Regions from separate parts of the Homo sapiens genome. Here region 1 is linked to region 2. A link is a loop called in an ENCODE intact Hi-C map of the cell type or tissue named here. Cell type or tissue: B cell. All regions are shown on one strand. Each heading gives the region's core, and the rest is flanking DNA. Links, peaks and the distances in the headings are about the cores only.

Region 1 (7,692 bases), core at 1,043-6,042, 110 kb after region 2:
GTGGCAATATTCACAATAGCAAAGACTTGGAACCAACCCAAATGTCCAAAGACTTGGAACCAACAATGATAGACTGGATTAAGAAAATGTGGCACATATACACGATGGAATACTATGCAGCCATAAAAAAGGATGGGTTTGTGTCCTTTGTAGGGACATGGATGAAGCTGGAAACCGTCATTCTCAGCAAACTATCGCAAGAACAAAAAACCAAACACCGCATGTTCTCACTCATAGGTGGGAATTGAACAGTGAGAACACTTGGACACAGGAAGGGGAACATCACACACCGGGGCCTGTCGTGGGGTGGGGGGAGGGGGGAGGGATAGCATTAGGAGATACACCTAATGTAAATGACGAGTTAGTGGGTGCAGCACACCAACATGGCAGATGTATACATATGTAACAAACCTGCACGTTGTGCACATGTACCCTAGAACTTAAAGTATTAAAAAAAAAAGGTGTCTGATTTCCCAAGAAAGCAAATAATGAAAATAATTTTTTTAAAAAGGAATCTGAAAAAAATTTGTTACCAAAAAAATACAAACACCAAGCTGATTAGTATTATTATTAATTATTAATGTTGTTATTTCTAGCTAAAGAAAATATACTGATACATGGCATAAAAATCACCTTGTCTTTTAAAGATAATAATCTATAAAATGCAGGATATCTATAGTTATTTGCATCGTTTGAAAATATTTTAAATATTGCTCAGTAAAAGCCCAGTGCTTACAGTCAGAAATACGGTTGTAGGATTCATCAGCATGTTACAGAGGGACACTAGGGTCACCAGAGACTGATGAAGTCCCTACTGGCAATGGTGTTTATGACCATTGGTGCATTTGAGCTATGGGCCTCTCTGGCCTCAATCAAACAATATCCCAATCCTAGTCTGGAAACAGTTCAGATGTACAAGTTCATCTAGGAACATTTTAGGGTTCCATTTTTCCCAGTGACTCAGTGCACCATAAAATTTCACTGCTGGATCTCTAATACCACATTCACTGAGCTATCCAAGGAAAGGGGTTCTGTTTATTCATGAAGGATTTGTTTCCTCCAACATTTATCTGATCTCTCCTATTAGAAGTTAATTATCTAATAATGATCATCTGGCTTAAAGACTTAAAAAGACTTTATATATGTTTAATAGAACATTTTATATAATGATCATCAGGCTTAAAGACTGTAACTTTAGACAGTAAAAGTTATGTAAGGATAGGAAGCTCCTTCAGGGTGGCCTTGGCCCAGCTTAGGTAGTGGGGCAGTGGGCCAAAGGATAATATACCTGGCACTCTGAAAATAATGTGATTAGTGGAATCTTGGGGAATTGGCCAAGAGAACTTTGCCACACTTGGGACCTTTCCTTTTACTTCAGTGAGTTTGGCTATCACGTGGGATCTTGCCATCATGCCCTATCTGATTTCCAAGACCCAGACAAATACCCACCTACAGCTATACCAAAGAGAGCATGGTTTGGCCTGGCTCCAGGAAGCCCCCCTTTCTGATCACAGCTCTACCAAATATACCTCAAAGGAAGGGCACTTAATGTTTAGTTAGCAATGGTCGACCCACAAGGGCTCACATAAACCTCATGAATACTAACTTTGTAAGTTTAAGAGAAAGTACTTTCAGAAAAACAAACCTATGCAACAAGAAAAAGAAACCTCCTCTTTGGCCATTAAAGAGATTGTTGGTGAACCCCTTGATGTTAGCATGCCTCATGGGTCACGTTCCCTTCTTAGCCTTTGGATACAGTCTCACTGGGAAGCGATTCAGATTCACATGCTTCTGCAATCTTCTGGGCTCCGTGGCTCTTAATCTTCCGAAATAGAAGCCTGAGTCTACTTCCCAAAAGGCAAAGGATTGCCATTCATTTATTTATTTAGCGGTGTTTTACTATATATGTTCAAGACAGTGAGCCTGGCCTTTTGGAGGATAAAAAGAGAAATCGTACACAAATACCACCATCAAATAGTCTGAAAGTTATTTCATGGTTGACATGATACCCTAAATGCAGAAACACAAGCCGGGCCAGTGGTATCCCGGGCCTCAGGCACCACTGCGGCCCTCCTAAGTTGGCAAATGGTACAGATGTCTGTTGGTAAATGAGGATCGCTGTGCTATACGTAGGACTCTCCCACAAACCTTTATCCTGGGTCGCAGTCCCAGGATATGTGCATAGACTGTCTGCTACTGCTGGCTCCCTCCCACACATGGCCTTGCAAGAGTTGGCAGGGTGTATTCATCGGTCTTGGCACCTGTACTCACCGTAGGGACCTGGCAGTTTGTTGTTATTTTTTTTCCAAAAAGAGGAAATATCACTATAATACTAAAAATAGGTTTGGTTTTTCTTTTCTTTTTTTTTTTTGAAACGGAGTTTCACTCTTCTTGCCTAGTCTGGAGTACAATGGCATGATCTCAGCTCACTGCAACCTCTGCATCCCGGGTTCAAGTGACTCTCCTGCCTCAGCCTACCAAGTAGCTGGGATTACAGGCGCACGCCACCACGCCCAGCTAATCTTTGTATTTTTAGTAGAGATGGGGTTTTGCCATGTTGGCCAGGCTGGTCTCAAACTCCTGACCTCAGGTGATCTGCCTGCCTCGACCTCCCAAAGTGCTGGGGTTACAGCCATGAGCCACCGCGCCCAGCTATGGTTTTTCTTTATGGTTAAGTATAAGTCTATTTGAGCCCAAAGCTTGAGGATGGCCCCCCAGGAGCAAAGATTCAAATTGCCCTGAATATACATTCTGATTAGCAGCAGTTACAGTGGGTTTAAAAAAAAAAAAAAAAAAGAAAAGGCAGTTCCTAAGTTGTTTACCAAGAACTTACATTAAAGTAACATAAGCAGGGCATGTGTTCTCAGGATCTCCTGAGGGTTGTGTCACAGGCCAGATACGTTTTAAAAAAATAATAACATAAGCTATTGATTATCTATACATTGTTCTTTTTATCGCACATTCCAGGAACATGAAGCTAATGAGTGAAGCAGCTAGTCAGTAACAAAATGCCTTTAAACCATTGCCCCCCCGCCTCGTCATGGCAGGGTGGCGTGACTGAAGCCCCATACCTGTGTCTCTGGGGACCTGATAAAGTTTGAATACCTCATATAATTCAGACTTCCCCGAGTTATTTTTGTTCTCATTTCCCCTCTTTTCATCAAGATCCTTCTGGGAAAGCATCATAGATGAACAAAAATGGTTTTGGTTTCTTTTATGTTCAGGAACTTACTCTTGCATACCCAGAAGGTTCATTTCCAGATGGTCCTGTCTTGCGTGGTGGGGATGGGGGATGGGTGTTTGTATTTCACTCCCCCAAAACTCCCTGAGCACCTAACAAGAGTCCGAGGATACAAGAGAAAAGTAGCTTTGGGGTGTGTGCCACACCCCCCAATATTTTTCATCACTCATCAATGTCAGGCTGAGAGATTTCCTTACCTACTTCCTAAATTTCCCTCCTGTACTATATTTCTGTCTTTTCCTCTCCTGACCAGAATGCACACAGCATATGAAAACCATCCTTCAGGGCCTCCAAAAACATTATCTCCTCAGCCAACTGGAGAAATTCTTCCACTGGAAGAATATTGAATTCCTAGGACACACTGCCTCCCCCAGAATACTACAGACTGAATCTCAGCAAAGCATTAACAGAAAAGGATGAAGAAAAAATGATTTGTAGGCTTGGAGCCTAAGAATCTAGGGAAATGATGGGTGTCATTTACTGAACAAGTGAAAATAGAGACATGATCTGGGTTAGGAGGGGACTTTGATCTGATTTTGGACATGCTATTATGTCCCATAGCCAGGCAGTCAAGCAAAAAGACCTGCTAGGTATTTGGACATGCGCAACTGAAATTTCAATGGGAAAACAGGGCTAGCAATGTAGACTTGGAACCCTTCAACACAAAATGAGGATTGAAACCATAAACGTGAGCCTTAGGGAAAACCCACAGTAGACAAAAAGAAGAAAAAGGAGGCAGGAGAAGGACCGTCGGTTCTCTTGGAAGCCCAGATAGTTGCAAGAAGGAGGAAGTTAGTGAGACAATAAGACAAGGAAGCCCATGAATTTGACAATAAGGAAGTTATCAGCAACTTAGGAAAGAAAATGTTCAATAGAGTAGTAAAGTGTACCCAACTCTGAAAAGTGGGCTTTGTCCTGTCCAACCTCCTCAGCACCACCTCCTGTCAAATAATGTCACTCCACTGAACAAAGATGTAAATCTTAAATCTGTGAATTACACATGAATGGACTGCCCTTCTCACTAATCGAGTCTTGCCAGCTAAATCCCATTTCTTTTTCATCTAAACAAGCACGTAACCTTTACAAACCTCATTTTCCTCATCAGTAAACTTCCAGCTCCACAGTTTTTGGATCCTTTCATCATTGTACCAGTTGGTACTCTGGAGAAAGGCTATAAACCTAGAAGGGTCTATAGAGATCTATTTGGGTCCTGGCCTATAGAGGAATGAATGAGTGAATGAATGAATGAATGAATGAATGAAATCCAGTTGGGTTTATTTCACTGATTTCTCCTTTCCTGACTTTGAAATCCTGTGGCCCTTACTTCATTGTCTGGGTTTTCTTTCAATAACTTCTTCCCCAGGGTTTATTCATGCCAGCCTCCCACCTGCCACTTTTCCAGACAGAAGAAAATATCCTAAGAAAACATCAGCTGCATCCCTGATGCCCTTCTCCTGTGGCTCACCTGCGTGATTCTTGGCCATGTCTCCAGCAGGACAGGTTTCCCTGGCATTCTTCCTCTCTGTTGTGCCTCACCTCAGCATCTTCTTTCAGCATGGGATTGTTTCCATAACTTCACTCTGAGAGCATCTGGAGGCATTTCGTCAAATCATGAAGCTGTACCAGTCTCTAGGGTAACAGGTTTTATAGCTGACCCTCAGGTTGGTTCTGATGTTCCATAGTAACGATAGTGCTAAGGTTTGGAGCGTCCTTCATGGAAAAGAACATCTGCTTAGTTTCAGCTAAAAGATGCATGTTATAACAAGTTCCATAGACTCTTACACTCTTCTCCATTTACTCCTAATCATACTTTGGCAGTATGCATTTGGAGCTGCAATATAGATGCCCTGATGTTTAAAAAAAGAAAAGTAGAAGGCTATTTTATAAAATTATAGGCAATGAAGTTAACTGCAGCTAAAGTGGTGCTTTTTTTTTTTTTTTTTTTTTTTTTGAGATGGAGTCTCACTCTGGTGTCCAGGCTGGAGTGCAGTGGTGTGATCTTGGCTCACTGCAACCTCCACCTCCTGGGTTCCAGCGATTCTCCTGCCTCAGCCTCCTGAGTAGCTGGGACTACAGGTGCACGTCACCACACCCAACTAATTTTTGTTGGTTTTTTGGGGGAGGTAGAGATGGGATTTCATTATGTTGGCCAAGCTGGTCTCGAACTCTTTTTTTTTTTGGAGACAGAGTCTCGCTCTTGTTGCCCAGGCTGGAGTGCAATGGCACGATCTCGGCTCACCGCAGCCTCCACCTCCCAGGTTCAAGTAATTCTCCTGCCTCAGCCTCCCAAGTAACTGGAATTACAGGCATGCACCACTACACCCGGCTAATTTTTTTTGTATTTTCAGTAGAGACGGGGTTTCTCTACGTTGGTCAGGCTAGTCTCGAACTCCTGACCTCAGGTGATCCACCCACCTCAGCCTCCCAAAGTGCTGGGATTACAGGTATGAGCCACAGCACCTGCCCAGTCTCAAACTCTTGACTTCAAGTGATCAGCCTGCCTCAGCCTCCCAAAGTGTTGCTACCGTGCCCAGTCAAGTGGTACTTTGTTAAATATTTTTTTTATTACAACAGCTTTTGGGGTACAAGTGGTTTTTGGTTACATGGATGAGTGATTTAGTGGTGAATTCTGACATTTTGGTGCACCCGTCACCCAACTAGTGTACATTGCACCCAATATGTAGTTTTTTATCCTTCACGCCCCTCCCAACCTCTCCCTTCTGAGGCTCCATAGTCCATTATATCACTCTGTGTGTTTTTACATACTCATAGCTTAGCTCCCACTTATAAGTGAGAACACACAGCATTTGGTTTTCTATTCTTGAGCTACCCCACTTAGAAAAGTAGCCTCCAGGTCCATTCAGGTTGCTGCAAAAGATATTCCATTCCTTTTTATAGCTGAGTAGTATTCCATGGTGTATATATACTACCACGTTTTCTTTATTCACTCATTGGTTGATGGGCACTTAGGTTGGTTCTGTATCTTTGCAGTTGTGAACTGGGCTGCAGTAAACATATGTGTGCGTGTGTCTTTTTCATATAATGACTTCTTTTCCTTTGGGTAGATACCCGGTAGTGGGATTGCTGGATCAAATGGTAGGTCTACTTTTGGTTCTTCAAAGAATCTCCATCCTATTTTCCATAGTGGTTGTACTAATTTACTTTCCCACCAGCAGTGTATAAGCATTCCCTTTTCACCACATCCATGCCAAAGTATATTGTTTTTGGATATTTCAATAATGACGATTCTTGCAGGGGTAAGGTGGTATCTCATTGTGGTTTTGATTTGCATTTCCCTGATGGTTAGTGATGTTGAGCATTTTTTCATATGTTTGTTGGCCATTTGTATATCTTCTTTTGAGAAATGTCATGTCATTTGCTAAAGTGGCACTTTTATTATAATAAGGATCCATGCCAGCTCACCAGCTCTGCACAGATGGCTAACCATAAACCCTTCAGTACTTTTATTATTATGTATTATTAATTTAAATGTATATATAATTTTCTGTTAATTGCTTTCACATTGGAAATTTCAACTCCAATTTTTAACCTGCTCAGACCTCAGAAAATCAAGAGAGATTCTAGGAGACTCTCAGATCTGTAGCCACCCCAGGACATCCCAAGTGTGCAGAAGATACGGCAGTCTATTCTTGGGCCCTTTGAAGGTCTAACTAACCTGAGGATGCTGGCTGCCTACCCTTCTTTCCACAGCAGCTCACCACCCAGGAAAATAGCCCTGGGCAGACCATCCTCTGTAGGACCTCATGACTAAGTCACCCTCAGCCATCCTTCTCATTCTCAGCATTAGTGACATTCGGGGCCAGTTAACTCTCTTTTTGCAAGTAGTTGTTGTATGTGTTATAGAAAAACATATGTGTTTTTTTGGTAGAGATGGGATTTCACTATGTTGGCCAATGTTGGCCAAGCTGGTCTCGAATTTTTTTTTTTTTTTTTGAGACGGAGTTTCACTCTTGTTTCCCAGGCTGGAGTGCAATGGCACGATCTCGGCTCACCGCAACCTCCGCCTCCCAGGTTCAAGCGATTCTCCTGCCTCAGCCTCCCAAGCAGCTGGAATTACAGGCATGCACCACCACACCTGGCTAATTTTTTTTGTATTTTTAGTAGAGACAGGGTTTCTCCATGTTGGTCAGGCTGTTAAGGATGTTTAGCAGCATCCTTAACTTTACCCACTAAGCACCAGTAGTAGCCTCTACTCTCAGGGCCCTAGCAGGTAAAATTGCCCCCTTGTTAATTGGAAGCCCTGCTCTGAGTCCAGAGAACCTTTCCCTGTGATACAAATATGCGCCTCCACGGCATTCTCAGAACCCCTTATTCTGAGGTTTGGCTATCGGAAGGGTGGGCCCCACAGATCCCTCCTCTGCACGTATTTCCTGCTTCTGCTGATGCCGTTATCAGCACCCACCATATCCCTGCCAGCCATCGCCAGCCTC
Region 2 (7,692 bases), core at 1,595-6,594:
ATATATATATATATATATATTTATATATATTTATAAGTGCTATTGTGAACAGCATTTTACCTGTCCGTTCTCCCTGAGGTGGACACGTTGGTTGCTTTTAGACCTCTGCCTCCACATATAATGCCACAGTGTATGGCATGTTTCCCCCATGGAGCTGCATGAGAGTTTCTATGTATTAATATCTAGGATACAGTTCTGGGGTCAAAAGTTCTGTGAATCCTGACCAGGAGAAGTATGTTGGAGAATCCAGTAGTTTTAGCATAGAATTTCACTTAATCTCTTCGTTTTCATTCAGGCTCCATACCCCTGCCTCCACCTGGGGCTCCTGAGCTCAGGGGCTTTCTGCTTAGTTTGACTTGAGAGTAACCTCTGGTTTCCTGGTGGGCCTAGAAAGGAGTAGTCATCTGGCAATGTGGTGTTGGGAGTGTGGCTGGAGGTGGTGGGGATTGGGTGGGAATTTGCTGCTTCTTATCCATTCTTTCAACCAGTCCTCTTATCTTAATGCAACCTCTCACCCCTCCTTCAGAGGTTCCAGGCCTTTCTGTGGCTCCACTTCCCTGTCTTTGGGTGAACCTGACTTCACGTTTCTTCTATTTAAAAAGCCCTCCCCATATCGAGTTTTCTGTTAGAAATTTAAGTAAAAATGCAGCTGGGACTGAGAGCTAAGAATTAGAACTTGGATTTTTCCTTATTAATTCTTATTTTATTCTATATATTTGCCTTGGATTTTTTTTTCTTTTTTTTTTGAGACGGAATTTCGCTCTTGTTGCCGAGGCTGGAGTGCAATGGAGCGATCTTGGCTCACTGCAACTTCCACCTCCTGGGTTCAAGCGATTCTCCTGCCTCAGCCTCCCGAGTAGCTGGGATTACAGGCATGTGCCACCACCCCCAGCTAATTTTATATTTTTGGTAGAGGTGGGGTTTCACAATGTTGGCCAGGCTGGTCTTGAACTTCTGACCTCAGGTGATCCACCTGCCTCAGCCTCCTAGGATTACAGGTGTGAGCCACTGCGCCCAGCTTGGATCTTTTTTAAAAAATGAATAAAACATTGTAGATAAAACTGTGGTCTCCTGTGTCCCTCTTCCTCATCTAATCACGCTTTCCTTTTCCCAAAGGGTAGCCACTATCATTTGTTTGGTATTCATGATTTTATACTTTTTAAACTACTTTTATTAGATATTTATACATCTATAAAAATCAGATATGTTAAAACTGTATATAAATGGTCATGCTCTACATGTCGTTCTGTAAGTTTATTACTTTATTAAGTAATATGTTTTTGAAATTTATCCAAAATCTCCAATGGTATTCCATTGAATGACTTTACCACGAGTAATTCATTCTTCATTGCTGGACATTATTTCCGATTTTTCACTATAGCCTACAGTGCTGCTTTGAGCATTCTTGTATGGAGAAATCCTGTAAGGTAGGAGGCTAACTACTGGGTCCTGGGATATGAATATTACATATTCAGGATAGCACGAGTAATAATATAGTAGCAGATTAACCACCAGATCTCAGTGGTTCAGCTCATAAATGTTTGTTTGTTACTCACACCCAGTCCGTTGTGGACTGGAATGACTGGAGCAGCCAACCTGGGCAGTGGTTCGATGGTGTAGGCTGCTTTACTCTTGTGGCTCCACCATCTTCACACGAGCCCTCCTCATTGCTGCAGCAGGGGAAGAAAGCGTAGGGACAGCTCAGAGCCATTCTTCTGTGCTTTGGTTCAGAAATGACACATACCACCTGCCTCACAGCCCCACCTAATTTCAAGCCTGAATAGCCTTCTGTGTACCTAGGGAGGAGAGGAGAACCAGATACTGGTCAGCTGTAGTAACTTGTTCTACAAATGTCTTCAACTCTACAAGATACTACCTAGAATTCAGATTTTATAGTTTAACTATTTATCAGTCCGAATTACTCCCAAGCCAAGAATATAGTCAGCAGACCACCCCCCCCACCAAAAAAAAAAAAAAAAAAGCTCTGGTAGATTCTCTTTCAGATTTAGATGAGATGTTGAGCAGTTAATCCTATTTAGTTTGACTAGATAACTTTTGAGGATCCTTTCAACTTTGAGTTTCTATGTCTTACAGATTTTTTTTTCTGTATTCAATACGTGTTAATGGTTCCCAAACTTGGCTGATACCAAGATCAATCAGAAGGCCTTAAAAAGTACAGAAGGGCCGGGCACGGTGGCTCATGCCTGTGATCCCAGCACTTTGGGAGGCTGAGGCAGGCGGATCACCTGAGGTCCGGAGCTCAAGACCAGCCTGGCCAACATGGAGAAACCTCATCTCTACTAAAAATACAAAATTAGCTGGGTGTGGTGGTGCATGCCTGTAATCCCAGCTACTCGGGAGGCTGAGGCAGGAGAATTGCTTGAACCTGGGAGGTGGAGGTTGCGGTGAGCCAAGATCACGCCATTGCACTCCAGCTTGGGCAAGAAGAGGGAAACTCTGTCTCAAAAAAAAAAAAAAAAAAAAAGTACAGATGACCAAGTTACTTCCATTCTAGGTCAACTTAACCATAATTCTGGAAGTGGCCTAAGAATCCACCTTTTGAAAAAGTTCCCTAATACATCTGATCAGTTTACAGAACCACTGCATTAGGAGGACATAAAGAGTTTTAGTTATATGAAAGCAAACTAAAAATTCAACACTAAGTATTAAGAAATGTTCAGAGTGCAATGCAGAGTACAAATACAAACATATGAGTAGCAGTTCTTTTTTTTTTTTTTTTTGGAGACAGAGTCTTGCTCTGTCGCCCAGGCTGGAGTGCACTGGTGTGATCTCAGCTCACTGCAACCTCCGCTTCCCAGGCTCATGCAATTCTCATGCCTCAGCCTCCTGAGTAGCTAGGACTACAAGTGCGTGCCACCATGCCTGGCTAACTTTTTGTATTTTTTGTAGAGATGGGGTTTCGCCGTGTTGGCCTAGCTGGTCTCGAACTCCTGACCTCAAGCAATCTGCCTGCCTTGGCCACCCAAAGTGCTGAGATAACAGGCGTGAGCCACTGCACCCAGCCATGAATAGCAATTCTTAACGCTTGCTAAGATTCTTAATTATTCATTAATTCAGCAAATACTTATTGAGGACCTTCTAGCTACTCTGCAAGGTGCTAACAGTGTTCACATAGTACTTTGTGCATTTGCAAATAGGTTTGAGTGTTTGCAAATAGGTTTGAGTGAGAGTGAAGAAGCCAGTTTTATATAGTTGCAGTAGGCTAACCAGAATTTAGTTCATGAGATCCTTTTAATTGAAGGTTAATGCTGTTGATAGACTTTTCTGATAGGCTCACCAATATTTCCTTTTGTGTGTAGCCAGCAAAATAATAAATTAGTACAAATCGAAGTCTGACTCTTTAGAAAATGTGTGGACTCCAGGCCTGGTGCGGTGGCTCATGTCTGTAATCCCAGCACTTTGGGAGGCCAAGGTGGGTGGATCACCTGAGGTCAGGAGTTCAAGACTAACTTAACCAATATGGTGAAACCCCGTCTCTACTAAAAATACAAAAATTAACTGGGCGTCGTGGTAGGCCCCTGTAATCCCAGCTACTTGGGAGGCTGAGGCAGGAGAATTGCTTGAACCCAGGAGGTAGAGGTTGCAGCGAGCCGAGATTGCACCACTGCACTCTATCCTGGGCGACAGAGCAAGACTCCATCTCAAAAAAAAAAAAAAAAAGACCTCAGTTTGCCTTTCTGTAAAATGGTGTTAATAAAACCTGTCTTAATTGTCTCAGGATTTTTTTAAGATAATGTATGAGAAAGTGCTTTTAAGTGGCTAGAAGGCTATAAACTTTTAAAGTCTTTTCCTTCAAATAAAGTTAATCATGTCACAAAAATGTAAACTCCACAAAGGCTGGACTTTATCTTGTTCTCCGCCGAATTCCTATTACCTGAAATACTGCTTGGTGCGTGGTAGGCACCTAAAATGTATTGAGTGAATGAATTATACCCAACACAATTTATATACACAGGCATCTGACTCCTCCCCACCATTTATGTTTTTGCGTTTTGTTTTGGTTTTGGTTTTCTTTCAGAAAGTAATACAAGTCATGTACCTACAGTTTCCCAAAGCCACCACTAGATGTCAGGCATATTTCTTTGTGTTCCTTTCTGGGGGGTGGTGAGAATATTGAGTAAACAAGGTTTTTCAAATAAATTGCAAGACGTGTATTCAAAACAAAGCCAATTCACGTATCAGCACTCTAGCAACTTCTCTTACTTCCAGGTCTCTGAGAGAAATGAGTTGCTTCTTTTGGCAAAAACATATTTATACCACGTCTACCTCTGGATGCCTCTAACAGGCTTCCTGTGATCCGAATTCAAGCAATTTGCTCTTGCTAATTTTCTAACCACAGAGTTCTTAAGCCTAATCTCTTTAATTAGTGGTTAGTCACCATTGCATTTCAGTTTGTGTAGATTTATTTCTGAGGGGAAGCAAAACTTCACGTGTTGGCTTAGTGTGTCTATTACCCTGAATTCTAGCGAGAAAGAGCCCAGTGTCTTCCGCTGCACACACCTGGGATTCATCTTAATAGGGGTGGGCAAACTATAGCCTGCAGGCTAAGGCCAACCTGTCCCTCATGATCTAACAAGACCTTTACATTTTTAAATGTTTGAAGAGAAATAAGAATATTTTGTAAAGTGAAACTTACATGAAAATCACGTCAGTGTCCGTAAGTAAAGTTTTATTGGGACTGGCCTCAGTGGCTCACCCAGCATTTTGGGAGGCCAAGGGGAGTGGATCACTTGAGTTGGGAGTGGATCACAGGAGTTCAAGACCACCATGGCCAACATAGCGAAACCCCGTCTCTCCTAAAAAAATAAAAATTAGGCGGGTACAGTTGCATGCACCTGTAATCTCAGCTACTCAGGAGGCTGAGGCACGAGGATTGCTTGAGCCTGGGAGGCAGAGGTTGCAGTGAGCCGAGATTGTGCCTTTCCATCCTGGGTGACATAGCAAGACTCTGTCTTAAAAAAAAAAAAAAAAAAAATTATTGGGACACAGCCATACTCACTCATTTTTATGTTGTTTATGGATGCTTTCGAGCTCCAGTGGCAGAATTGAGTCATTAACGACTGAGACCAAATGGCCCTTAGAGCTTATATTATTTACTATCTGGCCCTGAAAAAGTTTGCCAACCCCTGCTCTCAAAGAAGGGTGTCTAAAAACTGCAAATTTAGGGCACTTTGTGCTTCTTTAGACTCTTTTTTCTGAATGATCATCATCTTTGGTTTGATGGCCCAAGTTGTTTTTTCACGCAGCGGTGAAGATAACACCTTTTGCTGAAGGACTCAGATAAAATTTGTTACCTAGAAACCAGACTGCCTCTTACTGACAGAAAGTCTTTTATTTGTTTCTTGCATCCTTTGCATACATAAATATATAGCATGTTTGAACAGCTAAGCCAACCAATTTTCTCCGCACATTGCATCAAAACAGAATTAACCTAGATAATTAAAAAATACTGTTATACTGTTATTTAAATTATACTGTAATTATAAAACTGTAATTACAGTAATACTTTAATGTGGCTCTAATTTGTTCTATTTTAACTGCTCTTCTGTTTAATACTGACTTAGACTCTGTGTATACATTACTTTGATATGAACTTAAAAAATCTGTTCTCTTTGTTGTTTTTTTCCTATACCTCATAAATCTTCTTTTTGAACTTTAGACAATTATGCTTTAAGTATCGGTGCTATCAGTGCTTATGAACTTTTTGGTAAAACACAAATATGCTTGTTTTCTACTTATTCATAACAACTTTAAATATATCAGCAGAATTCACCAGACCAGGAATAATATAAGACCATTTGTAACCCTGTGAAAGAACAAGTCTAACTTCTTGTTTATGTTGTTTAATTATTAAAGCACATTTTTGTGACACTTCTTTTAAAATGATGGATGAGTCTGGAGTTAAAAATGGCTTTTGTGACAAGGGCACTTATGGTGAATTGCCTTGCTGTTTACAGCCATTTTTAATTGTTTTGTTTGTTTGTTTGTTTGAGACGGAGTCTTGCTCTGTCGCCCAGGCTGGAGTACGGTGGCAGAATCTCGGCTCACTGCAACTTCCACCTCCCGGATTCAAACAGTTCTCCTGCCTCAGTCACCCAAGTAGCTGGGTCACACACCACGCCTGGCTAATTTTTGTATGTTTAGTAGAGACGGGGTTTCACCATGTTGTCCGGGCTGGTCTCAAACTCCTGACCTCGTCATCCACCCGCCTCGGTCTCCCAAAGTGCTGGGATTACAGGCGAGAGCCACTGCCCCTAGCCTACAACTTTAATAAGCCAATTTTTTTTTTCTGAAGAGAGTTATTAATTGGTTTTATTGTATTCTCCAATTATCGGGTGTTACAGAATTCATAATATTGATAAGTTAGTCTGGGTTGAAACACTGTCTTCCACAGTATTTATTGAGTGTGTATTGTGAGTTGGGCTTTCTTCTTTTGATGGGAGACTAGAGTCTTATTTGAGGAAACTGACAAGATGATACTTTTTTCTTAGACCTCTAGGTGAATCTGATGTTCCAATTGCTTGAAAGGAGTATCAGATTCATTCTAGGTATCTTGATCTCCTGAGACTGAACCTGTTTGGAAGATTGTAATCTTGAACCATTTCTGACAGGTAAATATGCAGGTTGAGCATCTCAAATCTGAAAATTCAAAATCTGGAATGCTCCAAAATCCGAAACTTTTTGAGTGCCGACGTGACAGTCCAAGGAAATGCTCACTGGTGCATCTCAGACTGTAGATTTTTGGAATTCGCATGGTCAACCAGGGTAAATAGAATGCAAATATTCCAAAATCCAAAATATGAAACACTCTGGTCCCAAGCATTTTGGATAAGGGATTCTCAACTTGTACTTTGATTCCTAGATCATAGCTCATCTGATATTAATTGTCTTGCATTTTGCTGTAATGATTTTTTGGGTTATTTGTTTTTTAGAGACAGGGTCAGCACCATAAGACAGAGTGAGAAAACAAAAGTAAAAAAAAAAAAAAAAAAAAGTAGAAACAGGGTCTTGATCTGTCACCGAGGCTAAAGTTCAGTGACATGATCACAGCTCATTGTAACCTCAAAACTCCTGGGCTCAAGAGATCCTCCTGTCTCAGCCTCCCAAGTAGCTAGGACTACAGGCACATGTCACCACGCCTGGCTAATTTTTATATTTTTTTGAAGTGATGGGGTCTTGCTATGTTGCCCACGCTAGTCTTGAACTCCTGGCCTCAAGAAGTCCTCACACCTCAGCCTCCCATAGCACTGGATTATAGACATGAGCCACTGTGCCTGGCCTGCTGTAATGATTTTGAAAAACTTACCGTTGGTGACATGATTTTGCTTACCAGTGGGCCATTAGGCACCTTGGGGTCTATTCAATTTGTCTTTTTGGTAAAAGAAGAGTTGCTTTTTGTTCTCCTGTATATATAGCCTAGAATGTGAAGGCCATTAGGTCACAGCTCATCTGATACTCTTTCTGGCTTGCATTTTGCTGGGATGAATTTGAAAACCTAGAAGGTGAGGAATACAGGGTTGTCTTAGGGCCTTGAGCTTCACTATGTCCTGGTATGAATGTTACCTGTTTTGCTCCGTTTCAGGCTGAAAGTCCCAGAATCATTCTTCTGAGCTTAAGGTTGCTTACTAGCCCTGGAATTATACCTCTCCAAAAAGGAAAGAAAGAGCAAAG

Evidence for each region. A loop is a pair of places that touch in the nucleus more often than their neighbours do. Peaks named below come from ENCODE experiments on the same cell type or tissue, not always from the same donor. Only the 100,000 strongest peaks of a DNase experiment are listed, where the experiment ranks them.
Region 1: a loop joins it to region 2, with 11 times the contacts of the local background. A loop is called at or near these places in 5 of 110 quality-filtered maps.

Annotation. Positions count from the first base shown.
Region 1 is chr2:25,406,039-25,413,730 of GRCh38, reverse strand. The region is part of intron 16 of DTNB (dystrobrevin beta); the gene reads left to right. Among named protein-coding and RNA genes, the nearest start is that of DTNB-AS1, 11 kb to the left of the region's middle. RefSeq lists an enhancer at 3,202-3,321. In B cell, for the core only: no CTCF peak of the experiment used is centred there; DNase peaks (open chromatin) are centred at 2,260, 3,140 and 4,118; H3K4me3 peaks cover 1,365 bases; H3K27ac peaks cover 2,098 bases.
Region 2 is chr2:25,518,691-25,526,382 of GRCh38, reverse strand. The region is part of intron 9 of DTNB (dystrobrevin beta); the gene reads left to right. Among named protein-coding and RNA genes, the nearest start is that of DTNB-AS1, 100 kb to the right of the region's middle. RefSeq lists enhancers at 1,593-1,672, 3,976-4,025. In B cell, for the core only: a CTCF peak has its summit at 4,107 (motif pointing right); a DNase peak (open chromatin) is centred at 4,072; H3K4me3 peaks cover 350 bases.